Regions from separate parts of the Mus musculus genome. Here all the other regions are linked to region 1. A link is a loop called in an ENCODE intact Hi-C map of the cell type or tissue named here. Cell type or tissue: gastrocnemius. All regions are shown on one strand.

Region 1 (8,000 bases):
ATTAAGAAGAAGCCCTACAGGTTTGCCTATCACCCAATCTTAAGAAGACACCTTCTCAATTAAGGCCCCCTCCACTTTAGCTTGTGTCAAGTTGATATAAAACTAGCCAGCCCAGAAACCACTACAGATCAGAAAACTGCTCCAGCCTCCTGGTCAATCAGCACTTAGATGTTAGAGCTCCAGTTTGTTAGGGCTGATTATGTACCATTAAATTTATTCCCCCATATTTGTATTTAATTTATTTTATTTCTCCTAAACCATAAGGTTAAGGTGGATCATCAATGAATGTTTTGGACAATTTGTATGTAAACTGGATGCAGGTTAAAGTCATTTTGGAAAGGAGCATTATCTCTTGGTTGAGATAATGCTCGAAACAGACTGGCCCAGAGGCAAGCCTGCAGAGCATTTCCTTAATCAGTGATTGATCCAGATAGATTGTCCCCATGACGGTTATAGCACCAGTTCTGGGTGCTATGTAAAAACAAACAAACAAGCAAACAAACAAAAAACAACAACCAAAAAAAAAAAAAACCATAATATCAAGTCAGTAAGCAGTATTCCTCCATGGTCTCTGTTTGAGTTCCTGCCCTGACTTCCCTCAGTGATAACTGTTACCTGGAAGTTTATGATGAAATAAACTCTTTCCTCCATCAAGGTGGTCAAAGAGTTTTATCAAAGCAATAGGAACCCAAACTAAGACACTAAGATAAGAGATTGTGGTCATGCAACCATCACTTGCCAGTTAACAACCTCTTGATTCCTGCATAGTACACACTGCTGAGAAAGCGATTGTGCACACCATTAGCTGCTGTTAGTAGTTAGAAATAGATGATTGGAAGTTTTTTAAAAGTCTCAACAACTTAACACACAAAAAGCAGTTTTTGTGTTTTGGTCTTTGGGTTTGTTTTGGTTTGTTTGTTTGTTCAGTAGGTTTTGCCTATATAAAATACAGAATAAGTCCAGAAGACCCCACTAGCAACAGTTCTTAGGAAATCCTCATTTCTTTATCAGGCACCATCACTAAAGCATAACCATGTTCAGAAAGCTGAGGGAGAAAATTAAGAGAAGCATTTCAAAAGGGATGAGAGCAATCTACTCTTCTCGCTTATGTTCCTCTTTATTGATCAAATGAATTACCTGGTGTGGTCTGATTATCAAAAGTGGGAACACACATGACCAGAGAGGACAAGACAGCCAGATGTCTGTAGGCCTAGGAACACTTACTATGCTTACCCACTTTTAAAAATAGGAGAAGAAAGGAGAGAGAGAGAGAGAGAGAGAGAGAGAGAGAGAGAGAGAGAGAGAGGAAGGAAGGAAGGAAGGAAGGAAGGAAGGAAGGAAGGAAGGAAGGAAGGAAGGAAGGAAGGAAAAGAAAGGAAGGAAGGAAAAGAAAATGGGAAGGAAAGAAAATGGACGGAAGAGGGGAGAATGAAATTTAGTTTGCTAACTTGTCACAAAGAAATAAATGTAAGAAATTTTCACTGTGTCAGTTTTCCCTTCACTGGGTTGTATCTTTCACCCTTTATGGGGTTCGGTGTTCCAGAACATCCCTCGGGCAAGAGAACTTTCAAATAGCAGTTGTTCATATTAGAATTGACAAAAGTAACTCTGTGGCCTAGAATGGCTAACACAGGTGTCCAAAAACCACCAAGCAGATTTGCTCACTACCCACCAGAAGCGGCAGCATGAGTTTCAGGAGCATGCAATTTCAATGGTTACCACATCCAATTTTTTTTTAATGTCGTTAGCAGTGAAATGCAGACAGCAGACAAGGCTCCTCAAGACATGCGTCCTGCCCTAGGATGCCTTGAGGAGACGTCAGGTTTTAAACTCACTTCCTATTGCCTTAGGTGTCACTAGACTGGGGTGTAAGGGGAGGGCTGGTAGGACAGAGGATTGTACAGCTATGGCCAGCTGGTAGAGAAAGTCACTCTGCCACTGTCAGCAGACAAGCTGCCACTAAGATTACCTATGATATCTTCCCCCATGTGAATGGCACCTTCTGGGAATATCTCAAAGATAATCCCCAAGGCTAGGAAAAGCATGAAACAGTGGGAAAATGAGACCCAGAAAGATGGACTAACTGAAGAAACAATACAGTCATCCAAGCAGAAAGCTCAGAGAGCATCTCTTATGTAAAGGGAAACAGCCGGGCGTTTTCCACATCAACCTAAGAGATGGCAAGAGTGTGCTGTCTAAAGGGTGTGGTCGAACGGCTTTAGGGAGAGTTAACCTCTCTCAGGAATGGGTACCTAGATCGGTTATCCAATACAAAGTAGTCAGCCCTGAAATCTCATATGCACACAAACAACAAAAACAGACGAGAAGTTAGTGTGCCCAGCTCACCAGACCAACAGTTGGTTAATTCATCCATATTCTCTCTCTCTCTCTCTCTCTCTCTCTCTCTCTCTCTCTCTCTCTCTCTCTCTCTCTCTCTCTCTCTTTCTGCCTCCCCCTCCCTCCATCCCTCCCTCTCTCTCTCTCTCTCTCTCTCTCTCTCTCTCTCTCTCTCTCTCTTTCTGCCTCCCCCTCCCTCCATCCCTCCCTCCCTCTCTCTCTCTCTCTTTCTCTCTCTCTCTCTTTCTCACATGCTCTCTCTGTTGATATCAGACATGAATCTCTGAGCACTCCTTCTGCAGCCATCTGTGACTTTCCCCAACACCAACCTGTGAGGGTTTGGTTTTTTTGGTTTTTGGTTTTTGGTTTTCGGGGCTTGTGGGTTTTGCTGGTAGAGACTCTGCCTTTTGCACTGTGAAAAGCTGTGCCTTATTCTCCCTCAGGGAAATAGTCCAGAGCATCAGAGTATCCAATGAAAAAAAAACTCTTGAGTGATCTGTGCTGGGTGCTTCTGGACCTCCTCAGAACCCACTGAACCTGGGCCACCTCTGTGTGATCCAGAGAAAATCAAAACCACAACTTAGAGCCTTAAAAAAAGTGTGTGGGGTGGGGAAGTGAAGCTCTCCTCAAGAGTTCTGACGCAAATGGAAAAGACTTTTTCCACCCGGTTGCCCCTCTGGGCCCTTCACCACCTGGAAAAAAAAGTGATAGGTGATTGAGCCGAATGAGGGCCTCTGCCTCCCACTTGAATTCCTCCCCCCCCCCCCCTTCTTCTTTCTAAAAACAAAGAATTCTATGAATCTTTTTTCTGCTTCTAAAATATTTTCTGCAGGATTGAGTGCTTGCGAAGCGATGATTATGAATGACTAAACAGCCCTGCATATATTTCTGGAATACTTGGAAATGCCTGTTATTTCTGGAAATGTGTGCTTGTTCAGGTTATTCCGGCAAAGGGCAGCTAGGGGGAAAAAAATTTGCTTTCCTGATAAGAAGCCTGCAGCGCCACCTGCTGCCGGCTCAGAGGACAGCAAGGTGACAAGGTGGAAAAACAAGGACCTGGTTAAAACAGCTTCATTTCTCAAATGCGGGTGATATCCTCAGCTGCGTTCATGGAAGTAAGATAACATGTTTCCAGTAACTACAACACAAACACGCACGGCCCCGAGCTACACTGGACTAACAATGAGAGGGCATCAAGGCAACAGGGCCGGCCTTTCATAGTCTGTAACACTTGTCAAGATCGACTGCAAACTGAGACCATCAGAGTAGCCGTTGGGGACGACACCATTTTGGGGGACAAACGTATTTTCTTTCAAAAATACTTTACTGTGTTATTTATTCATTTCTTGGGGGCCCACCCTCATCACAGTTCATGTGTGAACGTCAGAGGACAAGTTAGGAGAGTCGCTTCTCTTTCTGCTCTGTTGGGTCCCAGAGATTGATCACAGGTCATCAGACTGGCAGCAACCATCTTGGCCTGCTGAACCATCTCTTCAACCCACAGGTGGGCTTAAAACGCGCAAAATAAACATAACCCTGGGGCTGGTGGCCTTCGTATGTCTGCTTGTGCCTGGGTTTCAAGAAAATGTTGAAATGGGAGTTGTAGGCAAAATGGAAAGGAGATGCCAAGCCATTCACACTGTTCCTTTAAAAACAATCCAGGTTCACCGTCCCTGTGTTCCTTTCCATAGTTCCTTCCCACAGGATCTGGAGCTAGAGACAATTTCCCACAGATTTCTATGGCATTGGCTATTTCCACAGCTACCAAACCTAAGAACCTATGCATTTATTTATACCCAGTGTTCTGTCTACTTCATAGGGGAGTGGGTCTTAGTCTTCCTAATGCTACCACCCTTCAAGACAGTTCCTCATGTGGTGGTGTCACCCCTCCCCCAAACATAGAATTATTTCACTGCTATTTTATAACTGTAATTTTGCTATTGCTATGAATCATAGCATAAATATCTGATATGCAGGATATCTAATATGTGACCCTTATGAAAGAGCTCTTCGACCCCCAAGGGACATGACCCACAGGACCTCAGCCACCTAGACCATGCAGACCTATCAGGTTGGAGTTAATAAATGTCAACAAGGAATTTTGTTTTCTTCTTTACCCCTTTTATCCTTCCAGGGGGCCTCAAGTGCTCTTCAGATGAAACCTAGCTTTTTACCACACCTAAGACAAGAGAAGCATACATACACCCACGCTCACCCATCACAACCATATGTACCCCCCACCCACCTTCATTCACCACAACCACCTGCACTCACCTGCACACACCTGCACCCACCACAACCACCTATACCCACCACATATACCTGTAACCATATACACCTGCACCTACCACACACACCACACACACGGCACCCACCTGCACCCACCATACACAGCTACACCCACCACACACACCTACACCCACCACACACACCTGCACCCACCTATACCCACCACACACACCTACACCCACCACACACACCTACACCCACCACACACACCTGCACCCACCACACACACCTGCACCCACCACGCACACCTGCACCTACCACACACACACCTGCAGCTACCACACACACCTACACCCACCACACACACCTACACCCACCACACACACCCTGCTTTTCACTTTAAACAGTGAAAGACCAGGAGCTGGAAAGGCCACTGAGTGTTCACGGCAGTACTGGGCAGCCTCCTCTTGCTACATCAAGGACATCATTTTCCTGTCATTGACCAGACTTCACCAACTGAAAGTAAAACAGCTTGCACTTCACAATAACACCGTGCTGCACAGCACCTATACCAAGTTAGTAACGTCTATGGTGTACACCTTTCCATATTAGTGTAGGGTTTTGCTGTGTCTTCTGGACAACTTTTTAATGTAATATAATTTTAACCCTCTAAGAGTTATCCAAATAACATCCACAGTATACACACACACACACACAACCTTGACCTGGATCCAAAAATGTATAAACTGGAGAAATTTGTCCTGTTTGTTTATTACTCTTTATAAAAATTATTTTTGCTAACTCATTTGAGAATTTGAGCATCATACTTCTGGTTTCTAAAGGAGAAACAGCCTCTGGCATAAGAGCAGCTCACTTAGTGGAAACTGGGGACTTCACACTGGTACAGCCCTTCTCCCTAGCCTTAGGTCCACATTCAGATTGGACCACTCCTGCCAACAATGTCTCTCTCAGGTGTACTTCTATTCTAACCCAAGTTCCAAGCCACGCTCATGCCTGCCACCCCCCCCCCATGTTGGAGTACCTCTTCAGCCTTTTTTTTGGGGGGGGGCTTTTTAAAAATTTTTTAATTAGGTATTTTCTTCATTTACATTTCAAATGCTATCCCAAAAGTCCCCCAGACCCTCCCCCCCACACTCCCCTACCCACCTACTCCCACTTCTTGGCCCTGGCGTTCCCCCATACTGAGGCATATATAAAGTTTGCAAGACCAAGGAGCCTCTCTTCCCAATGATGGCCGACTAGGCCATCTTCTGATACATATGCAGCTAGAGGGCATCATCCTGAGTGAGGTAACCCAATCACAAAGGAACTCACACAACATGTACTCACTGATAAGTGGATATTAGCCCAGAAACTTAGAATACCCAAAATACAAGATACAATTTGCAAAACACATGAAACTCAAGAAGAACGAAGACCAAAGTGTGGACACTTTGCCCCCTCTTAGAAGTGGGAAAAAAATACCCATGGAAGGAGTTAGAGAGACAAATTTTGGAGCTGAGACGAAAGGATGGACCTCTTCAGTCTTTTATCTTTCATGTTTTCATCATGTTTAAAGAGTCTAAGCACACTATTTGACGAAACACCCTTTATGCAGGTCCCTGATCGCCTTTGGGATGACTAATGCAGACAAAACACTGTGAACTTATCAGTGAAACATGTAAAGAGAGATCTAGTGTGAGCACTGAGGACCAGGGTCTGGCTCCCTGAACCCATGTGGCAGCATGCCACAAGCATGCCACAAGCATGCCACAAGCATGTTCAACTCCAGTTCCAGAGGACCTGACATACTTCTCTCGTAGCATGAGCTCCATACGCTTTGCTTACTGCTCTTCAGATTTTCTCCTTCCAGAGGCAGGAATCATGCTGCGTTCTTTCTTCTACCCTTAGCTCACCGACGAGCATGCAAAAGGCACTGCCCCCTAATGAATAAGAGAAAGTTGGACACAAATGTTTTAGTTACTCATTTTAAGGTTACCTAGTAAACTGAATCAAAACCAAGACTCAAGTCTCAGGACACCGGATTCTGGTTCAATACACAGGTAGTCTCTCCTAGAGATTTTCCGGTATTTGCTTTTCCTCTGCTAATCTTTGCAGTGACCCCTCCTCCTTCACACTTGGCTATGATGCTAAGGGACAGCATCTCTACTATGCTCCTTCTAGCAACTTCTCTAAGAAGTATGTCAGATATGGGTTACCTCTTAGACGCTGCAGATTCCAACATGTTTGCCCTAAGGAAAGAAAAGCCCAGAAATGTGAAGAGCTCACACTGGTTTACACAGTCAGTTACCAAGTGAGCTGAGTACCTGGTCAGTGTAGTCCCACTGACTGACATCACTTCTTTGACACTCAAAGAATCTCAACCACATGACTCACCCGGCTGTGGCAGATAAATTCTATTAGTCGCCGGCTCAGTGGTTAAGAGCACTGACTGTTCTTCCAAAGGTCCTGAGTTCAATTCCCAACAACCACATGGTGGCTCACAACCATCCATAAGGAGATCTGGCGCCCTTTTCTGGAGTGTCTGAAGACACTCTTTAAATAAATCTTTTTTTTTTTTTAATTTAGAGTAATTCTTCCTCCCTTAATTTTAAAGAGAGAATCTGAGATTCACAAAACACCATGACATTTTTCAGGTTTTGTCACCAGTGAAGAGTAAAGTTTCTTCTGAGCATATAGGGTTTCATGTCAATCCATCAAAATTCACATATCCTCTACCCATTTACAAAAATATGTCGGCCACTTGAGGCATGTGATTTGTTAGTTCTAGAAAACAAGACAGGCAAACAAGCAAACAAACAAACAAACAAACAAAAAAACAATCCTAAGCTCATTCTAGTGAAAGCTGGGAAAGGGGTTTTGTAATTACTTTGCAATATGCTTTGGGTACTGTTAAGAGAATAACTACCACCTCTTAACCAAAAGGTCCAAAGAAAGAATGGGCATTGTTTGAAGGTTCCAAGGCAGTTTCCAAGCAGAAAGAAAGATGGTACCTGGGAGGGCAACCCAGAAACAGGTTTTTGATTATACAAACTCTTTATAAAAGAACAGATTGAAATTTTATAAATTGACAAAGGACTGTTTCTAGTGGCCTCCACAGCAACAGTGGGGAAGTCTTAAAGGAAATTCTGTTTTCTAACCTCTTCCAGAGGTTCCTTCTTCCTTCCCCTTCCTTCTCGCACAGGATTTGGGATTGAAGCATATAATCTGAGGAGGTGGATTTATCAGCGGGCCCACAGCTTTGGGTCAAAAGGGCATCTTCTTTCCAGAGGTTAGATGCAGACACATGGAAAGTAGCATACAAAAACTGAGGTAAGACACAGGTTCATTTGTAATGCTCCCCCCCTCTTCATCTCTGTGAATTTATCTAAAACGTGGCATCAGGGAAGAGCAAATGTTGATTTGTACATCAT
Region 2 (8,000 bases), 1.4 Mb before region 1:
ACTTCAGGAGACTGGCCCCTCATCCCCCTGCTGAAGGACTAACCACATTTGATCACTTGCACACTTTCGCCAATCCTCCTTGGCTGTTTCCTTTCGCCATTACTGTCACCTTTGTTTCTCCTTTGCTTGTGCTATAATTGCCACCTCCAGCTTAACCCAAGGCTGTAGGAAGAAGGCAAAGGAAACACACAAAGGGGGGAAAGCATTAGACTAGCTAACACTTTATGGTCATTTGGGTTGAGGACAAGGCTAAAATATTTGGCCACAGTGCTATTTCCTTTGAACATTGGTTTCAGTGCCACTGTTTGACAGGCACAGTGAGGCAAGTGTCCATAGTGGGGGTACCCAGGAGCACTTTATCCCTATGAAGATGGAACCCATGTCGTTTACTAGGGAACCACTTTCAAGAGACACCAGGAAGTCAGATGGTTTTGGAGAACAGCTTCAAAGAGACCCTAGAATAGAGTTCTACCTGCGAGTTTGTCTCGAAATAAGAGGGGCAAAGGTGTTGCTTAATGTTTTGGGGGAGACAGTAGTTTGATTGAAAATCGCCCTCATTGGTTCGTGCATTTGAGTTTGCTCTCTGCTGTGTGGGAACTGTTTTGGGAAGGATTAGGAGGTGGAGGTAGGACTTGAGATTTTTCAAAAAGCCCCACCAGGCCCAGTAGCTCTTTCTGTTTCCAACTTGCAGATCGGGATGTATGCTACTAGCTTTGTCTCCAGCACCCTGACATAGTAGTAATGGACTAACCCTTTGAAACTGTAAGCAAGTCTCCAACTAAACGGTTTCTTTTATAAGTTGCCTTAGTCATGGTATCTTCTCATAGCAATAGACAAGAAACTAAGACCATACAAGGACTTACCAAGGGACAGGCCTGACCATGCTGCTGTTTGTGACTTTGGATTAGGAAAGTGGTTGAACACTGTCAGTGGGGTTTCAAAGGCCTTCCTGGTAGGACTGTGGGAGACAACTGAGAACAATGAAGACTGTGGTGGATCAGCTTGGGGGGCATCAGAAGGGAAAAATATTATCATGGGAGCTAGAGACCATTCTTGTAATTTTTGCAAAGAGTGTCGCTGCTTATTGCCCTGGTCCCAAGAGTCTGTCTGAGACTAAACGGGACAGTTTTGAACTAATATTGACAGAGGGTATTTCAAGACAGCCCAGTATAAACTGTGCCTTGTGGCTATTAGCAAATGCTCCTCTGAAAGTTTACAAATGAGGAAGAGCAAGCAAGGCAGAAGGGATACAAACTGAATAGTTGGAGGAGAAAAAGAAAATCAGGGAGTGTGATGTCGGAGCTAAGGACTTTTGTTGCTGAGAGGGAAGAAGAACTCAGGCACAAATGAAGTAAGTGCAAAGCATCATGAGTTTGGGGGCCAGAGGATGGCTCAGTGGGTAGAGAAGCATGCTACCAAGTGTGGTAACTGGAATTTCATCCCTGGAGCCCAAGTGGTATCAGGAGAAAACCAGCTTCCACAGCTTGTCTTCTGAATACACACACTTACACACACACACACACACACACACACACACACACACACACACACACACACACATGAGAGAGAGAGAGAGAGAGAGAGAGAGAGAGAGAGAAACAAGGCTCTGTCTTTCTATCTCCAACTTGCAGATGATATAAGATCTTAGCTACATAGCCAAGATTCAACTTAATAATATTTGTAGAAACTCTATCTTAAAAATGTAACATCAAAACCACAGTTTGTTGTATGAAATTTTAGCCCTCATTTCACCTTTGGTTTGAGGATTAAGGAAGCATTCATTTACCTTGAAATTTAAGCTAGTGGCTAAGCACTTCTTGTACATTTTCAGACTTATATGACTGATGAGAACACTTACTGAAGTACATCATATAGATGAAGATTCTGTGTCATAGTGCGTGGCCTTTTTACAGGAACAATAAAGCTCTATGCAAAAAATAACACGGCAGCTGCTGCAGCTACTTTACTGAGAGCGTTCCTAGGACGTAAATGAATAATAAAATGGCATCTCTCTGAAGTCAGGAGAGTCTGAGCCTATCTCAAAGTGCATAGAACTTTAGAGCTAAGAAGATTATCGAGAGCTATCCTATTTGGGCCTTTTCCCATTTGAGAACATTTTAACAGAGCTGAGTTGTTGGCTACTCTGATGCTATAAGTAGGAACACACCAATAATGCCATTTCAGGATGGAAGAATCCAAAGGCTTTCTCAGTGTTTTGTGCTTGGTACTATCTGGATTAATTTTTATGGAATACTCAAAGATCAACTAAATCAAGCTCAGAATTCTACAGACCTCTTCAGAGCTTTTATATTTCTTAAACACAGAGTAATAAAGCTGGAATAAGCTGCAAGGTCCTATAAAGCAGGAGAGCACTAATATTTGCATGCTCAGATGCTGAAACTCCATATAACAGCCTAGGGAGGTGGCTCGGTAGCTAACGTGCTTTTATCACAAGCAAGAGAAGGGAGCTCTGATCCCCAGAACCACTAGAAATGCTGGCTTGGCATGGTGATTCCCAGGCATTTCTCCCTAGGGATGCAGAGACAGGATTCTCATGCTACTGGCCAGTAAGACTATATTAGTACACCCTCTCCTTGGCAAACTTTCTCTTCTAGTTGGGTCCTTTGATCTGTCTGGTCTCTACCTCATAACATTTATTTTTTAATCACATAAGAGACATACAAGAAATAATTATTAATCAGTGAAAATTTTGCAATCCAAGAATTAGCGGATCCAGAATAAAACCAGCAGTAGCCATAGGGATGTGGCACATGTGAGTGTAGCACAGACCTTCAGGGCAGGAAAGGTTTTAGTGATTTTTTTTCCCTCCTTTCAGCCTTAGTTGACCCTCACTCCTGGTATGGTAACTCCAAAATAATTCATGTTCTGCCTGTAGATGGCGACATCTGAACTCTTTTCCTTGGTGCTGAGACTATGAGCAGCAGGTTTCATCCCACAGGCAGGTGAGAATGTGAACTGATGTCTGAAAAGGAAGCAACAGGGGCTGTGGCTGCACTCAACGGTTTCTATTACATTTGGTGCAGAAACCATTCCCGGAGGCACAGAACATCTAGGCTGAGTGTGTGCTCAAGGATGATGGGGAATGTGAACCCTGTCTACTCACTAGGACATATTTCAGTCATTATAATGTGGCAGAAGGAAGTGTGTGTCATATTAAAGAGTGGCTGATTAAGAGTATTTTTGAACTATTAATACTATCTGCCCATCAATTTTCTCTTCAATTATTGGACTTTTGCTGTTACAAATAAGACTTCTTAGCCCAAGCCAAAGACCACAAAGAAGTTTTCTCTTTCTTTTTCCTTTGTGAAGTTTCATAGTTGCATTTTTATTTAGATAGAAGATATTAATTTAACTTGTATACAAGGTATGAAGTATGAAATTAAATTATATGTATTTTGTATAATTGTCAAATGCAGTGTGTCGAATACCAACTTTTCTGTCTAAATGCCTTTGAAGCACTGGGGAAAATAAGTGAACTCAGTGTGATGGTTAGTTTCTGGCCTCTTTGTTTTGTTACCTATATATCTATTCTTGACTATTACAGAAGAGTCATTAGTTTTTAAACTTGGGCAGTGTGAAAGTGGGTTCCCCTCTAAGGACATCTGTGGGTCCTTTGCCCCCTTTGTGAACATAATCAGATGCTCTGAGCTCAGCTTCTGCATCGGTAGAATATAGAATTTTATGAACAGCTGTCCATTCCTTCCTCCTTTTCTCCCTCTTTCCCACATCTTCGGTTTCTCGGTGGTTCTGGGGCTCTGGATCCCGTTCTCATTCATGTCTGTTCCGCATCTGGTCAGTAGGTGGTGCTGTGCAGCAATACATCCACTTGTTGATGTCTTACATCTTTTAAAATACCAGATTATGTCATCTGCTAGCCCATGACTTCTGTCTACGCCGTGAAAAATGATCACTAAATTGTTAGTAGAACAACAGTTTAGAAGCCTCTTTCCCTGAGCATCTGAGTCTAGGCTTGAGCTCGGTTGCTTAAGTCTCCATTTTCTCAAGATTTAAAGGCTTTTCATTATAAAAGGAGAATCCAAAAGACTATATACCCCCCCCCCTTTTTTTTGACAGGGGTGGGGTCCGGGGTGGGGGTGAGGCTGGAAACGAATAAGAACAAAATGAGTATAAAAATGCCATACAGAAACCCATTGCTTTGTATCTTAATGTAAAGACTTGCAGCAAAGAAGTCAATACCGGGCCTTGAATCCCTACAATAGAGCCCAAAATGACATTTGAGTTGGTGTTTGTTTATCAAAGAGTCAAAACAGAGATGGCTCTGAAGAACACAAGAAGCTAGCTAGCTCTACTGCTCAAAATAAAATTCAAGGTTAGTTTGTTTGTGAATTACTGAGCCAGCTGGCTGTCCTGGCCCAGTACGACTTTTGTGGTGACAGCTGTTCCTACCAGGATTTGATGGCTGGGAGTGGTGAGGACAGAACTGGTGGTTTTGAGATGAGCTGGATATGGGAGATGGGTTGCGAGGATGGATTCTGGTTTCCTTAAAGAGGAAATCCACAGATTTCAGATCCTCGCCGTTGAAATCATAGTTTCTGTGGCTGCTCTTAATGCGTTTGCTTTCTGGGCAAAGGGAGGTAAGGCATGAGCGATCTGTTGTAACTCTGTGTCCCCTTAGGTTATGATTTAATGATGGGTGGTTCCATTTGCAAGAGCTTAGCAACTGTGCGGGTTTCCAGCAAGGGCACTAGACTAGCCTGCAAAGAATCTACCCAGTGCCGCTGCTCTGGCCAAGAGTCCCGAGGGTGCTCTGAAATCTTGTTTCCTTTCCCAAGTTCCCAAAAGCCAGAGGAAAAGCTCTCCTTGGGGTTGGTGGCATCATGCGGGGGTTTCCATGTGTAAATGCTGCAGAGCAACCTCAGAAGTGCAGTTCTTAACCCTCTCTTCAGAAGACAGAAACTCAAGATAGGACACTGGAAGCCAAAGCTAGAGAAAGACGGAGTGAAAGAAAGGCATTAAGGGCTCTCCACTTTGGCAGTTCAATCAAATCGCGAATCTAGCTGTCCTCTGACCCCTCTCAGTTCAGTTTCTGTCTTCCACATCCCAGCAAACGGAATTTCCCTGTTTTGGTTGTTCAGCTCCAATCTTTGGAACTTTCTTCATGCTCCCTCTTCCATGATCTAGAAACCAGGCCTGTTGACGGGGACTTTAAAGTGTTGCTGGGATCTAAAGCACTCACCACTGTATCCTTCGGCTAACTCTGGCCTTATGTGACATCATCTCAAGCATGCACTAGACAAGAGTTTTTCTAAGATTTCCCTGTTCCAATCTTGACCCCAGTTCATTTTATTTCCAACATGCTAGCTACAGTGGCACCATTAAAAGCTAAGTGGGTACCCGTTTCTTCTCTACTCAGACTTCTGCAGGCTGCCCATCTCATTAGAAGGAAAAAGATCTTATACTGGTGGGAAAGGTCCTACACAAAAAGAGTGACCTTTCCTAGCTATCATTTAGGTCACTTACTGATGATGCTTGGCCATTTGGTCTCCTGCTTGTTTCTACACCTGAAAGAAATATGCCCACCCTCTAAGGATCTGCTTACCTGCTTCTTCCTTCAGCCCTTTCTTCCTGATCTTTATGCAGTGCTGCTTTCTCTATGTAGCCTTCTCTGGCTGCAGGACTTGACCTTAACCCTCTGGGCAGGCTGGTTGTGTGTCTCCATGGGTAAAGGTGCTTGCTCCTAAGCCTGCTGAACGGAGCTCAATCTCTGGATGTCATATGGCCAAAGGACTGACTTCTACAAGTTGTGCCTGGCTTGGATATGTGAGCTCAAACATGTGCGAGTCTATGCACGCACACATGCATGCACACACATACACACACAGTGAAATATAGTCACCCACATACTAAACAGATACATAATCATAAAATAATATAAAGATCATATATAAAGTATGATCTTTAATACTTATTCACAATTTTCTTATATTAGTATTTCATTTTAGTACTTATTACATATACTTTTTATTTTGTAAATCAATTCTCTTGCTTAATTTCTTAGGACATAAACCTCCTACAGCAGTGATTCTGAGCCATTATTTCAGCCCCCAAATCGACATCACTCTTGCCATATGCAAGGTCCTCCAAAAAAAAAGGCAGCTTGGCTCCTGGGCTGGCTGTGATGTGCTCCAACTGTTCTTTAGAGTCCCTGGTGGGTCCACTAGAGGAGAGGACCATTGGTTCCTGGGATTGCAAAGTTCCCTACTTAACCTAGAACACAGAATTCAGTTCCCTGACATAAAGGGTGAATGATGCAGGTTCGTGGTCATACTTCTGGAGAGTCACTATTTTTATGTGTTTCTTAAGTGATTGCAACTCTTCACCAGGTTTTGGGAAACACTGGCCTGGCCTACAGTTTTCTTATCAATCCCACAAATACGGAGTAAACACATTCTGTAGTCTAGATATCATGTCAGCGAATTGTCCCAGCCTAGAACCTGGTAGGGGAGACAGATATGTAAAGTTCACCTTGGGCTGCAGTGAACAAATGTTCCCTAAGCATTAATTGCCTGCAGTTGATGCAGAGAAGACAAACAAGGATGATCTTGGATGTTTCTGAAGAGTTCTCATGGGTAGTGACTCACAGTCAAAGGGAGGCAACAGGGCAGGTGGATAGAAGACCCTGCAGACACACAGGTGTCTTGTCCTCGGTGTCTAAGGGAGAGACTAGGCTCTCAATACTGTTTGGAAGATTTCACTTCTGTGCTGTAGACTCAAAAGGGAATAGGATTGGGAGCCCTTCATTTCCCAAGTAGTACCTGGCCTCCTTTGCGTAACTATTTCCTGTAATCTGAGGACAATGGATGTCTGGAGAGAAGACAAATATGTTTTGGATTTCTTTGTATCGATTCCCTTTCAAAATGGTATAAAATAAAGCTGCCCCTAATGTAGATCACTAAGGATTTTCTTGGATCTTGAGACTTCAACAAAATTAGTGCCGCCTTTAATAATAATGCAAACAAATGGTCAGGCTGGGGACAATAACAGGGGGTAAATCCTGTGGGCTTGAAACTTCAACCTTCCTCAATTCATATCATGTTTGCAGCCATCTGTGCATCTCAGCCCTCACTCCTGTCATTTCCAACTTTTAATGTAAGTCTTATAGACCTTGAGTTTTCTGGGCTACAATTGCTCATTTTTTCAAGTATCATATTTATATAAAGTAGTATGTTTTGCCTCTTAGTGTTAGCCACTGTGACAACCACTCCCTTCATCTCAGTGCTTGAGAAGAATATAGTGATAATTTTTGTCCATATTATGTGTCTCAAGAGAGTGGGACATGGGGACAGAAGCATCTATTTTATGCAGTCATTTAGAAATACAAGTTCTGAACCTTTGCAATCATAGCTTTATTATTTCTTTGGTCTCTTCCAGATGGTTGATAAGGACGATAATCAAGCACATATTCCTTTTTAACACATCTCAAGCCATAGGTCAATTTGTACCTTAGTGGAGGGATAGATAATACCTGGTTTAGACTGTGTGGCCCACCCATTATTTGTTTAATTGACTTCTTCTCTGGAGCTTGCCTGCACTGTACATCAGAGGTAATACATGTGTGAGTGGATGGCTGTGCTTGAATAAAACTTTATTGGTTCAGTATGGCTTGTAGGCCTTAGTTTGATGAATTCTGCATTAAGCCCTGTGACATTGCAGTGGCAGAAAAAAAAACCCTGTCATGTATATCTACCTTAAAAGGATAGTGGTGGGTTATAGTTTGACTGTATGCTCAAGAAAAAATCTAGTAACAGTGGACATAGGGATATCCACCTCTAAGTTATGTAAGGTCAACATGCTTCATTGCAAGAGATCCTGTTGCCAGTTTCCTAAGCTCTTTCTCCTTCATTCTGAGTGGGAAAACGAGGGTGATTTGCTGAAAAATCACTCTGAAAGACACGAATTTAGATCAGGTCAGGTGGGAGGCTGTGCTTCTGGGCCATGGCACATATGATCCCAAGCTG
Region 3 (8,000 bases), 920 kb before region 1:
CTGCTAAGAGGGAGAATTAGTCTTCCCGAAAATGAGATTCTTATTTCGTTACCCAACTCCAAGTGGTCACTTCTGAGAACATATACGTACAGCAATAGTAAATGGACTCAGCAGGTTGTATTTTGATACTTTGTCATTTATAATATGAAATAATAATTAAAGGAAAAGAGGTTATGGATTTGAGAGGAAGCATGGAAGGGAAGACATTGGAAGGGGTAGAGGGAGGAGAGCAAGAGATGAAATAACACTGAGTTTTAATTTTAAAAGTTGCAAAATTTAAAACATTCAAAAATCAGTTCTGTCTGGTAGGTGAGCCAGCCTAGAGCTACTGTAAAGATGTTTAGAAACTCCCAGCAAGAGTCACCATAACATTTAGACTTGAAAACAAAATTTTATTAACAAAATAATAATAATAATAATAATAATAATAATAAATAGACAAAAGAGAGTCCAATTTATACACAACATGTACTGGAAATCACACAGAAAACTGATGCTCCTCAGAGACTGCTCCTTAGAATGGTGATGCTGTTGTCTGTATTGTGGAGGTTCGAACTAAATGGGTGCCTGTGCCTACTGAAATTAAGTAGGATACATAATTCAAGTACATACAAATGCGTCATGAAAGATGTACGGAAATGAAGTTAATGATGTGCTTGCTAAAGGAGTAGGTGAACGCATCCTGATGTTAATAACTTGCTTTCAAACACACAACATTAATATAGCTTAGCTGAGATCAGGTTAGAGCTCCTCGCTGTAAGAGCGGACCAAAAGGAACGCTTGTACTCTGCTACTGTGCCCTTGGCATTCATCCTCTCCCTCACTCCCAGGCACTGCCTACCAGCCCCTTGTTCTCAACCATGTTCTCATCCCTGTGTAAATCTGCACCATCAACTTTGTAATTACCAACACAGGGAGCTGTTGAGTGCTCACGTTGTTGTTCCTGAGACCTGGGATAGGCTGTAAATGTAAAATAGACACCTAAATTTCAAAGACCCAACACCAAACCCAAATTGCAAAAAAAAAAAAAAAAAAAAAAAACAAAAAAAAAAAAAAACAAAAAAAAAAAAACAAAAAAAACCTTTTTTTTTTATTTAATTTGATTTTATTTTTAAAGTATAATTATAATATACTATGATATAAGATGATAAAAACAAAACTGAATTAGACAAAACAAACAAACAGAAGGAAAGGAAAACAAAAACAAAAACAAAAACAAAAACAAAAACCACCCAAAGGACCACGGTCTGAGTCTTCCAAACAGTTTTCTCTCCAGACTCACAATGCACCATAAAAACTCTTGGGCACAACCAAAGTCAGCCCACATAGGTGGAGAAGGCAGAAGACAAACGCAACACTATACAAAGGCTTATCTATGCCAAGTTAAGAAGTGGGGAATAAACCCGGAAGTGGTGGCGCACGCCTTTAATCCCAGCACTTGAGAGGCAGAGGCAAGCAGATTTCTGAGTTTGAGGCCAGCTCGGTATACATAGTGAGTTCCAAGACAATCAGGACTACACAGAGAAATCCTGTCTCAAAGCCCCCCCTCCCCCCAAAAAAAGGAAGAAGAAGAAGAAGAAGTGGGGAATATAGTGATAGGAATTTCTGAGTTTTGCTGCCTTCCCACCCCTGTGCAGAGCTCATGGGGATCATCTAAGTTAAATATTATCCATCTGATGTTTTCACAGTGCTCCCTGCTACCCAGCCCATCTGCTACATGTCTACACATCACAATTCATAGGGATCTACTATTCTCAACCACTACGGATTCCCAGCCACTACCAGACACATGTTTCTAGTGATCTGCAGTGCAAAGGCATTCGAATGTGGGCTGCAAAGCTCATGAAACCGGAAGTTCTAAGAAAGCAGGAGGCAGCTACTGTGGTCAGTAGGAGACGAGTACTCAACATCACTGATGGAAAAGGTCAGGTGCGGATGGGAACGAGAACAGCAGAATCACATTTCCAGTCATGCTCCTTCACCATATGCACTCCTCAGCCTCATCTTTTCTGTATGCCTGAATGACAACTGTACCTAGTGATACCACCATGATGAAGAGAGACCAATAGATAGGCAGAGTTATCACAAGTGAGTCCTGGTTTTGTACATGCAAAAAGATAAACTTAGTTCAAAATGAAGCATTTGAGTTTTTCAAGTGGTAAAATCAAATTGGAAAGTCCTAATTAGTCCCATCTGCACATATCCCCACTCTAATGTGTAATGTGTGCTAGAGTTTTGTTCAGCTGTGCACAAATATTTCAGGATCTCACAAGAGTCTAAGTGCTGAACTTTAATTGAAAGTCTGGTGTTTCTTCATGAGTGTGGGAAGTATTGGGCAGAGAAATGAACTTTCAGCTATATTGGAAGGGCAGTGGGGTCTACTAACTTTATTTTTACTATTAAAATCTATATAAAATAACATTATTACAACACAGTGAGATCTTCTACAATCTTTCAAAATGGCTCAGAAAAGAAAATAAAACTCGGAAAACTTTAAGTGGGCTTGATTTTGAAAGCCAAATATTTTTAGAAAATTTTAATGAAACCTCATATAACTTTCTTACTTTCAACATTTTCCTACATCAAATGTTTGTCTTTCAAAAGCCTGGCTTAGAACACACACACACACACACACACACACACACACACAATGCTATTTCACTTTCCAAATGCCAGACTTTTAGCATTTTCTTTTATGATGATGCGAGAATTTTTATATGATATAGACCCTAACAATAAAATATATACACAAATAACTGCCAGTGGGGGGAACATCACTCCATTTCTTTAAAAATTTAACAAGTCAAATTGAGCTTTCTGGGGTTTGATATATTATCGGGACTCATTCCTGCAGGAAATGAAACTAACTCTGTGGCTTGCTGGTGTTGGGCACTAGAGAAGATCTGCTGTGATATGAAATTCATGCATGTACACTGTCACCAGACTACTGTCCATACAACAGTGCCAGGCCTTTGTCTATGTCCCTTTGTCTGGTCACTCTGTTTTGGTTCTCCAAGGGCTGAATTTGCCCATGTTATACCCATTTGTCTGAGTGATCTATCTGAGAAATTAAGCCTAGACACTCAGAGAATGTGTCTACCCTTAAGTAACACAACTCAAATTTGTGCTGGTTTGTTACATCCAATGAGCTGATAAAACAGCTTGGTACCTGGGAACAGGATGTCATGAATAGAATGGCAGAGCATATACACTGAAGCCCTAGGACCTAACCTCAAGACTCAACTGTTCTCCAGTAAATTATGCCCTGGGTGTTCAGCAGATGTCGCTGTTTCCTGAGATGCAGAGTTTGCCAGCCCAGCCTGTGTGTCCCAATGCTGGATTAAACACTTCACAAAACATAAGAATACATTCAAGAGTGTAGAGGCTAAAACTCTTTCTCCAGCCCTTGCAAACACGGATACATTTGCCATGAAGACTCTGTCAAGCAGTTTGTTAATGGAAAGTGGGCTGTCCTGTTATCTCTGGATTTTAGGTTAAATCCACATTAAAACTGGCTTTCTCATTTGACCTAGGCTTTTACTGTTGTTACTGTGCATAGTCTCTGCTTTTTAGCCATCCCAAGTTTTCTTGCACTCTGGGTAGTCTACCAATGAGAAGGCAAAGCCAGTTCTCCAGGAAAAGCTTGAGATAGTGCAACACACATGGGGAAAATGACTTTTTATCCAGCACTGCCTTCTGGCTAGTGGGCGACAGGGCTCTGAGATGTTTTAACCACCTCCAGAAAAGGAAGCAGAGAGCAGCCCACCTTCCTCAGAAACACTGGGAAAGTCATTTGAAATCACCAGTGTCTGAGCTTGAGCTTCCCTCAGTCGTGGTACATTGAGATCTCTGAGGGTGTGAGGTGTGACTCTGGGATGCAGGGAATGTGTGTGTGTGTGTGTGTGTGTGTGTGTGTGTGTGTGTGTGTGTGTGTGGTAGCTGCCTCAAATTATCTGTGATGCAGAAGCTCAGTAACATATGCAAACCTTCAAGCAACTTAACCAGTTCCAATGATAGATAAAAACTACTACAGTGGAGAAGGGAACTCAAAGCAAAGGCCATGAGTCTTGCATAAGGAAGACAAAATGGCTTTTTAAAAAAATGCCAAAGCCCAAAAGTACAGTGCCACTTCTTGAGTAGCTTTCTTTTTCTGAGTGTGATATTCATGTCATGAATCCAAGTGCCTAAATAAAATCGCAGAAAGCATCCATTTTCATGGGAGAAATCTCTAAATATGAAGCTGTGATGTTGAGTTATTCTTTCTTACACGACATTTGGTCCACTTGGTATTTGTTGATCATGTACTGTGTGCTAGACATTCAGAGAATGAAGCGAAATCTCTTTTCTAAGGGTTCACTTTGGCAGAGCAGGCAGTGAATGGCAGGTGATACTGTGAGTCACTAGCATGGGTTAACACAATTCCATGTCATGGGGGCCAAGAAAGGAGCTAGGAGATAAAAGAATTCTGATGGAAGATAAATGTAGGCTTTCTTCCCAACAAAGGCAAGACTCTTAATTAATTATTAATAGGATGTTAATTATATAGAGAAAAGAAATTAACTTAAAGACATATCATTTTCCTCAGAAGGTTCATGAGTAGGTGTTCTCAGCCATGGCCCCTGATTTACTACTTATCAAATCTGAAGACCTTTCTCAAAACAGAATGGGCCAGAGGTCACACCTGCCCTTCTTACACAGGTCTGCTTTGTGAAGACCAGATATCTACTTTGGGATTCATAGGAACTTCATAGTGAGCCCGACCGTGATTATCTTTCTCAGGAGTTTGAGTCATACGTCTATTTACATTGGAGTTTGACTTAACAGAATGGGATTAGCAGCTGTATTGTCACTGGGAGCATGGCCGGGTTAGGAAGGACTCAGTTTTATCACAATCTGGCCTATCTCGGAAGTTGTTTATGTCCTCATCCCTCTGGTTAATTGATTTCCTCCTCTGTTTAAAAACAAGCCAGTGTGTTAAACATTAGCCTCTTGGAGCATGTATTCTCCCAGGTCATCACACGCTTAAGGTTATCTTTTCGAGCTTGGATCAGCATTTCTGTACATCCAGGAGAAAAGACATATGTAAAGATGTCAAAATCCAACTGGCAAACTTGTACCTGAGGGTATGTGAGCTCATCATTTTAAAATAGTTATACATGTATACTGTAATTGAAAACATAAGTAAATGCATGGAAGATAACAAAAACTCACAATAAAAATGGAGGCTACAAGTAAATCAGGTGAAAATAAGGCCACAATTCCCTGCAGAGTGGTGGATAGAAGCAGCAGGTATTAACATGGGCTCACATTAGTTAAGATGGACATATATTGTTCTGATAAGCATGAGTAAATACATCTGTGAATCAAGTCATCTGTGTGTGTCCTTGCATTGTCAGCCCAGGGAACTTAAAATCAGTAATTAGATCTGGGAAGGAAGGAAGGAAGGAAGGAAGGAAGGAAGGAAGGAAGGAAGGAAGGAAGGAAGGAAACAAGCAGAAAGTCTCTTAGAGAAATAGAAATGGATTGTACAGCAGAGGCAGACTATAAAGTTATCCTAGAGCATCTTATAGTACAGGAAGGAAGGATAAAATGAAGTAAGCAAGCCCCCCCCCACACACACACGCACAAACTATCAGCAAAACCCCACAATGTGGAAATGCAGATACACAGGTACTGATCAAAAGAGCTAATAGTGAAGTAATTTAGCCAAAGGAATGAACATGGTATTGAATTATAACCTTAGGAAAAAATATCCATGTGTCCATACTGACCTAAATACATTAAGCCACAGAAAGGGCAGACAAGTCATGTCAGAGAAATTCTGAATAACTAACGCAGATAAAGAGAGAAGACATAGCGACTGCTGCTGTGTGGCTGTGGGTGGTGGCCTCCGTCCAAAGAACACAGTCCAGAGAGTGCAGAGGAAGCAGAGGATCCTGTCACGCTCCTCCTCAGCCTGATGATCAAGGTCCCCATCACCAGGGAGAAGTACTGTTGAATGTGACGAGGAAGATTCTTGGCCTGTGGTCTTCCTTCTGATGCCATTCTACTATGAGATGCACATGAGGCAGATCCCAGGTTAGGAGCACGCGACACAATGCTCCTTCACTCTTTCTTTAGGCTTCCAACTATATCAGCTTTAAGGAAACTTGAAGAAAATGTCACAATTTAGGAAAGCCAATGGAAATAGAATGACTAAATGTAATGAGATGCTGGACGGGTGCCTAGAACAAGAAACAGACATTAGATAAAAGTTAAATACTGTATGAATTACTTCTGCCATTGATGTGACAAAGAATCTGATAGACGCAGATCAAAGGAAGATTTGTTTCTGCTCACTGTCCTTGCACTCCTTTCATTATGGGGAAGGGAAGGTAGAATTCAGCTGGACTCCTCACATTTCAGTAAACCAGGAGGCAGAGGGGTCAGGGGCTATTCACCCGATAGTGGGATATTCCTCAAGCCTGCCACTGGAGACCTACATCGCCCAGCTAGACCCCATGTACCAAAGGTGCCACAACCTCTCAACATGGTATCACCACTGAGAAGGAACCAAGAATTCAAGCACATGAATCTGTAGGCAATGTGCTATGCCCAAAGCATACCATGGAAGTATAGATAAGTAGAAAATATCATTATAATTAATAATGAGTTGTGCTAAGAGAAAGAGAAGGATCACATGTTCAATGATCCCACTTAGAAATACTTATAATAGGAAGATGTACAGAGTTGTAATAAAAATTAGTTAAGAGCTATGTCTGTGTTTAAGTGGGGCAACACACTCTACAATGATTTTTTAGATGCTTTCACAGCTCTCTGAATATATTAAAACTGTTGATCTATATATTCTAATAGAGCAGATTACATGTTATATTATACTAAGCATATGATTAAGGTTTCATGAATTAATGTGAAAACTATTCAAGACAATCTATAGCTTTGTTTAAGGGAACATCAAAGGTTTGCCAAAGACTTTGGCCTTTGGAGACTGCATAGAGAGAACTGGCTACTGTGAGTAGAATGATAGCTATGGGAGAAGTCCAGCATGGGGAGTAGAGGCAGGGTCGCTGGACTTTACACTACAGTGACACCAGCTGAGCCCTGCCATTGGTGTTGAGGCAAACCATGCCATACTGAACACTGAGAAGTAAAGCTGCCTGTGTCAGATATGTGGAGGACAGAGACAGATGGATTTTAATAGTCACATTCAAGTAGGGAAATGGACATTTTAAGGACCAAATTATAGTATAGGCTTAAGACTAAAAAGGATGAAAATTAGAGTTAAGTTTCTTTAACTATAAGGAAATAGGAATTTCACATAAGAATATATTCCTGTCAAGATATTCATCCAAGTAGCTATTGAAACTGGCTTTTTGGTATAGGAAGATTAAGCAGTTAAAAATACGTAGAAGAACTGAAAGATTGAAGATGTCTACCTATTTGAAAGTGTTATATATTGGGACAAACTCTAGAACACTGAGGAAAAAAAGTGTTCTTTAAAGGTGAAAAGCAAAAGGTACTTAGTAGGAGGATACAGGAAGTGATAGTCACAGAATGATAGTTTTCAGCAAGGTCTAAAGTGATGCCCTGTAGAGCTGCTGATAAATGTGAGTGAGTCCAGTAGCACGCTATAGATGAAAACCCAGCATCAAAGAGCAGTGGAGAAGGGGCTAGAGTTCCAGTTTTCTGCTTCTCAAAGAACCTGGGTTTGCCACAGTGGCATGAGGCATGAAGCAACATGAACAGAAAAACGACTGTGTAATCTAGGACCAAATTAAGTCAGGGTCAGTATTAGCACTAGTCTCTCTCCCTCTCTCTCCCTCACTTCCCCCTCTCTTTCTCTCTCTCCTTCCTCCTCCTTCTCCTCCTCCTTTCTCTCTGCTCTTCTTCTCTTTCTCTCTTTCCCTCCATCTTACTTTTTGTTGAGAAAAGAGTCCTTGAAGGTTTGGACATACATATAACTCTCACCTCTTACTTTAAAGTTAGTTTACTCTGGCAAT
Region 4 (8,000 bases), 140 kb after region 1:
CCATGACCTCCTGCCTGCCACCAAGGCCTGGCCTTCTAACCTTCTAGCATCTCCTCACACACTCAACATGCAATCCATCATTGTCTTTGACATTCTGCACTTTGAAGGTCTCTGTTCTAGATGGCAGTGGTGGTCTGACTGAGAAATGTAACCCATGAGCTCAGCTATTTGAACACTGGGTCCCCAGTTGATGGTTTGGAGAGGTGGGACAGCCTTGCTGGAGGAAATACATCACCAGAAGATGAGCTTTGAACGTTCATAGCCTTACCCACATCCTAGTTCACTCTGCTTTGGGTCTGTGGTTGAAGCTGTGAGCTCTCAGCTCCCTGACCCTGCCGCCATGCCTGTTGCTTGCTGCCATGCCTCCCCATCATGGTGGATTCTTAGCTCTCTGGCACCATAAGCTAAGATAAATTCCCTCCTCCTTACATTGTCTGGTCGTGGTGTCTTATCACAGCAACAGATAAGTAGCTAATACAGTAGTGTTCTCCAATTTGCTTCCTTGTCACATCCACTTCTACAAGCTCTAATGAGGCCAGAGCCAGTCTTGCTGAGCACACATCAGAAATCATTGTTGCCCATGAGAGAAGAGGGCTGACCACCCCATTGCAGCCTATAAACCTGGGCCAGGCTCCCCACCTCATACAGCCCGTACCACTCCAAGCTGCCAGGTTGCTTCTCAGCAGGACCTACCATCAGCTCTCTATGCCAGAGACACAGCCTCTCATTGCTTGGACCCTTACTCAGTTAATGTCTGCAGACCCATGTGGGATTCCTGCATGTACATGATCGTCATAGAACCCTGCTCTGGACACAATAGCGCTCCCCAGGTGCACTATGAGCCAAAAATTATCCAAAGTGTAAACAGGCATTCATTTCTTTAATCATTATAACATTCTTCTAATGTAAACTCCATTCTATAGATGAGAAGACTACGGTGAGGGAGAAGCAGTTTGTTCAGGAGCTCCCAGCCTTCAACCTGCTGCGACAGGCAAGATTCAAGTCCAAACCAAGCAGCCTTTGTTCTCTCACCCCCACCCCCACCAAAGTATTTTTCTGCTGTTTGCAAAAATCCCTGATACTTAGAAGTAACTACAAATACATGGGGACCCCTTAACAACAAACTGTTCCATAAAAAATGGGTATTAGATCATTAAATCAAAACCAAAGACACCCAAAGACATCGCAGGCTTAAGCGACAGCCTGTAGATATTGGTTCACCAGTTAGACACTGCAACTGCTAAGAAAGCGGAAGCAAATGGAACTGGGCATGGTTATATGGCTTCTCTGTACTGTCTTGGAAACTGTTTTCTATACTAAAGCTATTCTAAAGTTATTTAAAAATAAAAAAAGCTTATTAAAAAAATACTCTGTCCCCTGCCAAGTGCATCAGGACAGAATTGCCACAAAAGAGGGTTTTCTTTTCTTCGGCTTCAGATTTGAAGTACTGACTTGCTTTACCTGATGAGTTGGAGAAAGTAGATTAGGATGTGGGTTTTCTGTGTATTGCCTTCCTGGACATTTAAACTCTGTCCTAAGTGTGTGAGTTTCGTGTACATTTTGTTCTTGGAAATTTTTCATATGGAATTTGTGTTAATTATTTGAGAATTTTATACCACGTCTTTGAATCTTTGCCACTCCTCCCACTCCCCCACCTAACTCCTCCCAGATCCACCCCCACATCCCCACACCCCACAACTACTTTTTTTTAACAACTCAGTTTGTGCTGCCCATATGTTCATGGGTGTGGGGCCATCCACTGCAGTGTGGTCCACCTACTGGGAGCCACACCCTAAAAGAAAACTGACTCTCCCTCCCCTAGAGGCCATCCACTGTCAGTGTCTCTCAGCCCTGGCTAGGGGCTCATGCTAGAATGCTAACTGATGGAAATATAGTAAAGAAGCAAAGAAATGGAGGCATAGCACAGTGGTTTTAAAATATGTCAGGCTAGGGATGTAGTTCGGTGGCAGAGTACTTGCCTAGTGCATACAGTGTGTACAAGTGGGTCCCATCCCCACTACTGCAAGATAAAAAAATAAAATCTATCTACAAACACTTGGATACCCTTCCCCTTTTTTTTGAGTTTTTTTGGGGGTATTTATTTCATTTACATTTCCAATGCTATCCCAAAAGTCCCCACACGCTCCCCCACCCACTCCCCTACCCACCCACTCCTACTTCTTGGCCCTGGTGTTCCCCTGTACTGAGGCATACAAAGTCTGCACGACGAATGGGCCTCTCTTTCCACTAATGGACGACCAGGTCATCTTCTGATTCATATGCAGCTAGAGACACGAGCTCCGGGGGGTACTGGTTAGTTCATATTGTTGTTCCACCTATAGGATACCCTTCCCTTTGAAGAATTGGCGTCTTCTTCTTTCCTTGACATGGGCATCATCTCTAGAGGAGTTGAAGGTAACAGGATAACAGTCACCTCTGAAGCCACATTGGACACTATGTTTGGCTTTTTCTCTGTCCTCTCTCATAGATCACCTGGTCTCAGTGAGATGATGCTGTGGACACTCCAGCTACCCTGCGGTGTGTCCATGGACTGGGGTCAATCTTGAGAGCAGTGCCTTCAGCCCAGTCAGCCCTTCAGATAGATGCAAGCAGCTCCACTGATAGTCTGACTACAATCTCACAAGGCAAAGCCATCCCCAAATTCCTGGCTCACAGAAACTGAACAAAATGAAAGATTTCTAATCACTGTGTTGGAGTAATTTGCATTACCTCAGTTGGCAATCCCTTAGTCCACCAGCAACCCTATTCACACCACACCCACTGCCCATGACCCTTCACCTCCACGCAGGACCTTTTAGTACCTGAACCATCCCATAAGTAGACTGGTTTCTTTCTGTTGGTATAAAAAGCTACCATAAAGTTCCTGATTTATTGAAGACAAAATTATTATATTATGGTTCTGGAGATTAGAAAAAAATAGGTCTCACGGTACTAAAATCAAGGCGTCAAGGGACTATCTCCTTCAAGAGGCTGCAGAACAGAGTCTACTTTCTTGACATCTCTGGCTTCTGGAGGCTGCCCGGATTCCTTGGCTGTGACACCTTCCTACCTTTAAAGTCGGCAGTCGTCTGACTTCCTCCTCTGTTCACGTGAGTACAGCTTCATCTCTGACACAGACCCTTAAGTCTACTGCTTCCTTCCTTCATTTTAAAGAAGTGGGATTCTCTGGCCTCAATTTATTTTCTTAAAATCAGCAGATTAACCACCTTAATTTATCTGCAACTTCAGTGACCCTCGGCATACGTTAATATTTTACAGACTACAGGGTTACCTGCCACAGTCAGTCTGACAAATTTTATGGACCCATTCTCAGAATTATGCTTTCAAATATATAAAATTTTATATACTATTACACACACACACACACATATATACTGTACATGCTATTGGAAATAAAAACTAATTCTCCTGGATGCCATTATTAAATTCCTCTTAAACATCTGTGATGTGGTAAAACATAATTTTCTGATAACAAATTATAAACAAGACTGTGATAATTAGCCTTGATTGTCAGGTTGTTGAAATCCAGAATCACCTGGAAGACAGGTCTCTGAGAGGCCTGTGGGGATTGTTTACATTAGGTTATTGAGGTGGGAAGACTCAGCCACTGTGGGTGGCTCCATCCCCTAGGCTGGGATCCTGCTGTGTAGAAGGAGAAGGTAAGCTAGCATTCATTACTCCCTGCTTCTTGACTGTGGATGTAACGTGGTCACTGCTGTCTTGACTTCCCACCAGGATGGATTTCTATCCAGAACTGTGACCCAAACAAACAAACAAACAAAAAGCCCTTTCTCCCTTTAGTTGATTTTATCATAGCAACAGGGAAAGTTACTATGACAAAGCGCTAAGAGCAAATCTATAGCTTCTTTAATTTCAAAATGTATGTGAATTCTAATGACATCCCAAAATTGCCTGTGATCATGTAATATAAAGAATTCCATCAATCCCAGGTGCCATGGCTGTTTGTAACCCTACATGCACAAGCCAAGACGAGACCAGGTTCCTGCCCCATCTTCTCCTGGCAGATTCACTGAGCTGGGTTGAAGACGTGAGTGAACATCCTTGGGTGGGGGGCGAGAAGGAAGGATCAAGGCACTGTTTGACTCTTTAGCATTATATTTCATCAAGTTAAAATAGAATTAAAATCTCCCTGTTCAACTCTAATCAGACTGTTGAGCACCGAGTGTGTACTGAAAACATCATGTGCCCAGCCTAGGCAGAAAAGCAACAACAGTAATGGAAAATCTGTGACTGTGTGGGAATGGAGCCAAAATTTCAGGAATTTACAGAGGAAAATCTTCCCTCAAAGTGGACATATTTGTGTTATGAATCTAATGAAATCAAACCAGGGGAGGGGACCAAATTAACAAACAGCAATAGTGACATCTAGTGGGAATCATTGGTAAAACCACAACATGGCCTTCCATGGTGCCGCAGAGACAGAGCTCATGGCTATTAAACATTTGTTAAACACTAACGGAAGTTACTACCAAAGCAGGCCTGTGGACAGTGCCCCCGGGTTCCTCTGGCTCCATCCACACCATCAGTGGCTTCATCTCACACACCTCAGCCAAGACCCAGACACAAAGAAAACCACCCTAGCTATTTTTTCTTACTAAAACAGACTGGAGATTCTGTGCCAACCTAACAAGTCAAGCAGCATAAGATGACCTAACCTAGACTGGGGTGTTTGTCTAGGGAGGACAAAGAAGAGCCAGTGCCCTGGAGTAGATGAAGATCCTGGAGAGCTGGGGTAGCTCTCCTAACTCCCCCATCACCCTTCTTCATTCTGTTCTCCCTCCAATGACTATGATCTGACTTACAGACAACCCAGGGACTGCTAAAGGAAGAGGAAATGCAGACAGGGCTGGCAAAGACAGACTCCTGGGGTAAACACACTTCTGTGCCCACCTTGCAAATGGAAGGCACCCAGGATCCGTTCCTCTAAATCTTGTCCCTCAGAGAATGGTAAACCCAGGTGGCCAGCTCCCAGTGCCATGGGAGAGTCTCAAACGTTCCAGAACTTAAGGAGTTCCTGAGTCCCAGGATGCAAATTGAAAGCTAGAAGGGTGGCTTCCAGGTAGACACCTTGAACTCTGTATAAATGGTCAGGAACCACCATGAGAAAGAGAGCCTCCTGTTGATATCTAATGTCAGTCTGCTGTTCCCTGGACTTCCTCTCCAACGATTGACAGCAGTCACATGGGAGAAGGAATGGGCTGCCAGTAATCAACTGTGCACATCAAAGTGACAGGGTTGTTTTGCTTTTTGGTGTTTGTTGTTGTCATTGTCTGTTAGATTTCGTGGTTTTGTCTTGGTTTATCAGCTGTAAGTTAGAATTATCTGGGAAGAGGACCGTCAGTTGAGAAAGTGCCTCCATCAGATCTCATGGAGGCAAGCCTGTAAGGTAAATTCTTGATTAACAATTGAAGTAGGAAAGCTCAGCCCACTGAGGGTGGTGCCACCCCTAGGCTGGTGGTTCTGGGGTGTGTAAGAAAACAAGTTGAGCAAAACATGGAGAGAAAGCCAGTATGCAGCGTTCCCACGTGGTCTCTGCTTCAGTTCAGCTCCTGCCTTCAGTTTCTGCCTGACTTCCCTGGATGATGGACTACAAACTGTAAGATGCAAACACTTGTGAATGAAAATTCTGGCTATGAACAAAGAACTCTTGGAAGGAGTCTGTGTCTTCATTGACTAGTGGACCAACTAAAATTTCAGTACTGTGGACAGATTGGAGTTTTGTAGGTTCAGAGGTTAACTGCCTTGAGCTAGCCCCACTCTGTATCTGACCTAATACTGCATGATAATAAATGAAAACTCTTAGAAACTATTAACTTAGCAGCACACTAGCTTCTACCAATCTAAGAGCTAAGAATGTCATCAGATAGCCTCTCAGACCTAGAGAGTACCTTCCCCCATCTCATTGTGCCCACCTCTCTGCTGTACCCACCAATGTATTTTAAACCTGCCTGAATTTATTACTTTCTTTGTTCTGTAAAATTATAAAAAAAAAAAACCTGTGAAACTGCTTCCATGTTAGAATGTGGAATTCGGGATCACCTAAGCCTGTGTCCCTGGGGCCATGGTCACTCATAATGGCTTCAGCAAGAGGTAAGCTACCTCCTATTCTCAGTTGAGAGCTGTGATTTTTAGGTTGACAATTTCCTGAGTTGCTTTTGGTCATGGTGTTCATCACGCCAACAGAAACCCAAACCAGCAAAACAGAGATCATTCTTTCCAGAGGGTTAAATGCATCTGTCCAGGGGTAGCCCCTGCGGACAGAACAGGCCAAAGACAGCGAGAATGGAGAGGGACACAGGGGAAGCCCAGAATCCAACCTCCAGATTTCTCAGGTGGAATCAATAAAAGTTCTCCCTGAGCCAGTCATAAATGGCCTCTTCCCTTGCAGTGGAAAGTCTTGATCCTTCTCTACATGACGACAGATGAGAAGAGCAACTGGTTTCTCAGTTCAGAGGCTCACCACCACCAAAAGCCTCTCTGTTCTGGTTAAGGCTCATCAACTTGACACAAATTAGAGTCATCAGAACAGAGGGACCCTCAAAAAAAGGACTGCCTCCATCAGATTACCCTGTGGGCATGTGTGGGGGAAGGGGGGAACTGGTTTTCTTGGAAAGAGAATACCTAAAAGAAGATGCCTGAGAATGCAACTTCCCAAGTGCCTTGCTCAAACAGGACAGTCTATGGAAATGTCTGCCCAAGCCAGTTCAGTTGTGCAGGCACCGAAGGCACCGCAACTATGGCCAAAGTGGCCAGGCTCCACTGAGCTGACAGCAGAACTTGGTAATCATCCATGAGGTGCTGCTTTGCAAGTGTGCGGAATAAAGGAGAAGGAGTTACAGGACATCAATGCTTGCTCCAAAGTCCCAGCAGACCACAGTGAGGCCGATTCATGTGCATCCTGAGGAGACCATTTGTAAAGCCATGATGGTAAAGCCTACATAGCAGTGGGGACACCAGCAGGTTAGCAATGCCAGGGACACCCGACTTTGGCCAAGGAAAGCTCCAGTCACTGAGTGGAGCTGGCTCGAGAGAGAGGCCATGTATACTGCAAGCATAGGGCAGGGCTACTCAAGCCATTTGGAGTTTAGACAATGCCACCATTCGCCCTGGGTTCTGGACGTAGAGCTATATCATTTTATGTCTGGCTTTACCAGATTTGGGTCTTGCTTTGATCCCATCTTTCGTTGTCATAACCCTCATTCCTCTATATTTGGAATGGGAAGATTCACACTGAATATTGAAAGTGAATGGCTTTGGATTTTGTAGGGGATCATTGCTAAAAGTTTACCTTGAATTCCAGAAGATACAACCTTTGGCTTTTGACAATGTTAGCCCTTTTGAGACTGTGACTTTTGAGGGCTTGGGAGGTGGATCAGCTATTAGGATCATATGCAGCTCTTCTAGATGACTCAAATCCCATTCCCAAGCTCCCACATCCAAATTTAAGGAAATCTGAGATCTCTAGCATCTTCGGGCCAGACAGAGACACACAGAGACCCACACAGGGAGACAATTAAACATAATAAAATTGAACCCCTTAACTTTTTAAACTAGACTGGATATACCTTGTATTATGAGATGACCATGACCTAGGGCATTATATAATGGCTTATAGCATCATGTGTCTCAATAATCAGTCTCCAGCCAGAGGTACAGCCTTGGGGGTTGTAGAGCCATCAAAGCCCAGCTAGAAAAGTTAGGTCACTATAGGGAAGACCTTCAAGGTTCTAGTCAAGTCCTGTCTCTTGCCCCAGCCCTCTTTGCTTCCAGTCCTGCATACATGTGAGGAATCCCATGCAAACTACTGCCACTATAAACTCCAGCACACCTTCACGGCAGTGGGGGACTATATCATCTCTAACCCTGAGCCAAAACAGATCGCTCCTCCCTTAAACCCCTTCTGTGGATATTTTGTCACAGTTACAAGAAACGTAACTTTAGAAATGAGACACCTTTAT

What was found. Hi-C counts contacts between places; a loop is a spot of excess contacts. Peaks named below come from ENCODE experiments on the same cell type or tissue, not always from the same donor. Only the 100,000 strongest peaks of a DNase experiment are listed, where the experiment ranks them.
Region 2: a loop joins it to region 1, with 5 times the contacts of the local background. A loop is called at or near these places in 10 of 42 quality-filtered maps.
Region 3: a loop joins it to region 1, with 4 times the contacts of the local background. A loop is called at or near these places in 9 of 42 quality-filtered maps.
Region 4: a loop joins it to region 1, with 2.7 times the contacts of the local background. A loop is called at or near these places in 2 of 42 quality-filtered maps.

What each region holds. Positions count from the first base shown.
Region 1 is chr2:133,109,240-133,117,239 of GRCm38, reverse strand. No RefSeq gene overlaps it. Among named protein-coding and RNA genes, the nearest start is that of Fermt1, 170 kb to the right of the region's middle. In gastrocnemius, a CTCF peak has its summit at 3,338 (motif pointing left); a DNase peak (open chromatin) is centred at 3,350; H3K27ac peaks cover 194 bases.
Region 2 is chr2:134,477,790-134,485,789 of GRCm38, reverse strand. No RefSeq gene overlaps it. Among named protein-coding and RNA genes, the nearest start is that of Gm52526, 46 kb to the left of the region's middle. In gastrocnemius, CTCF peaks have their summits at 2,878 (motif pointing right) and 3,810 (motif pointing right); a DNase peak (open chromatin) is centred at 3,816.
Region 3 is chr2:134,025,113-134,033,112 of GRCm38, reverse strand. No RefSeq gene overlaps it. Among named protein-coding and RNA genes, the nearest start is that of Gm39940, 290 kb to the right of the region's middle. In gastrocnemius, a CTCF peak has its summit at 3,276 (motif pointing right); a DNase peak (open chromatin) is centred at 3,281.
Region 4 is chr2:132,967,330-132,975,329 of GRCm38, reverse strand. No RefSeq gene overlaps it. Among named protein-coding and RNA genes, the nearest start is that of Fermt1, 25 kb to the right of the region's middle. In gastrocnemius, a CTCF peak has its summit at 4,394 (motif pointing left); a DNase peak (open chromatin) is centred at 4,448; H3K27ac peaks cover 421 bases.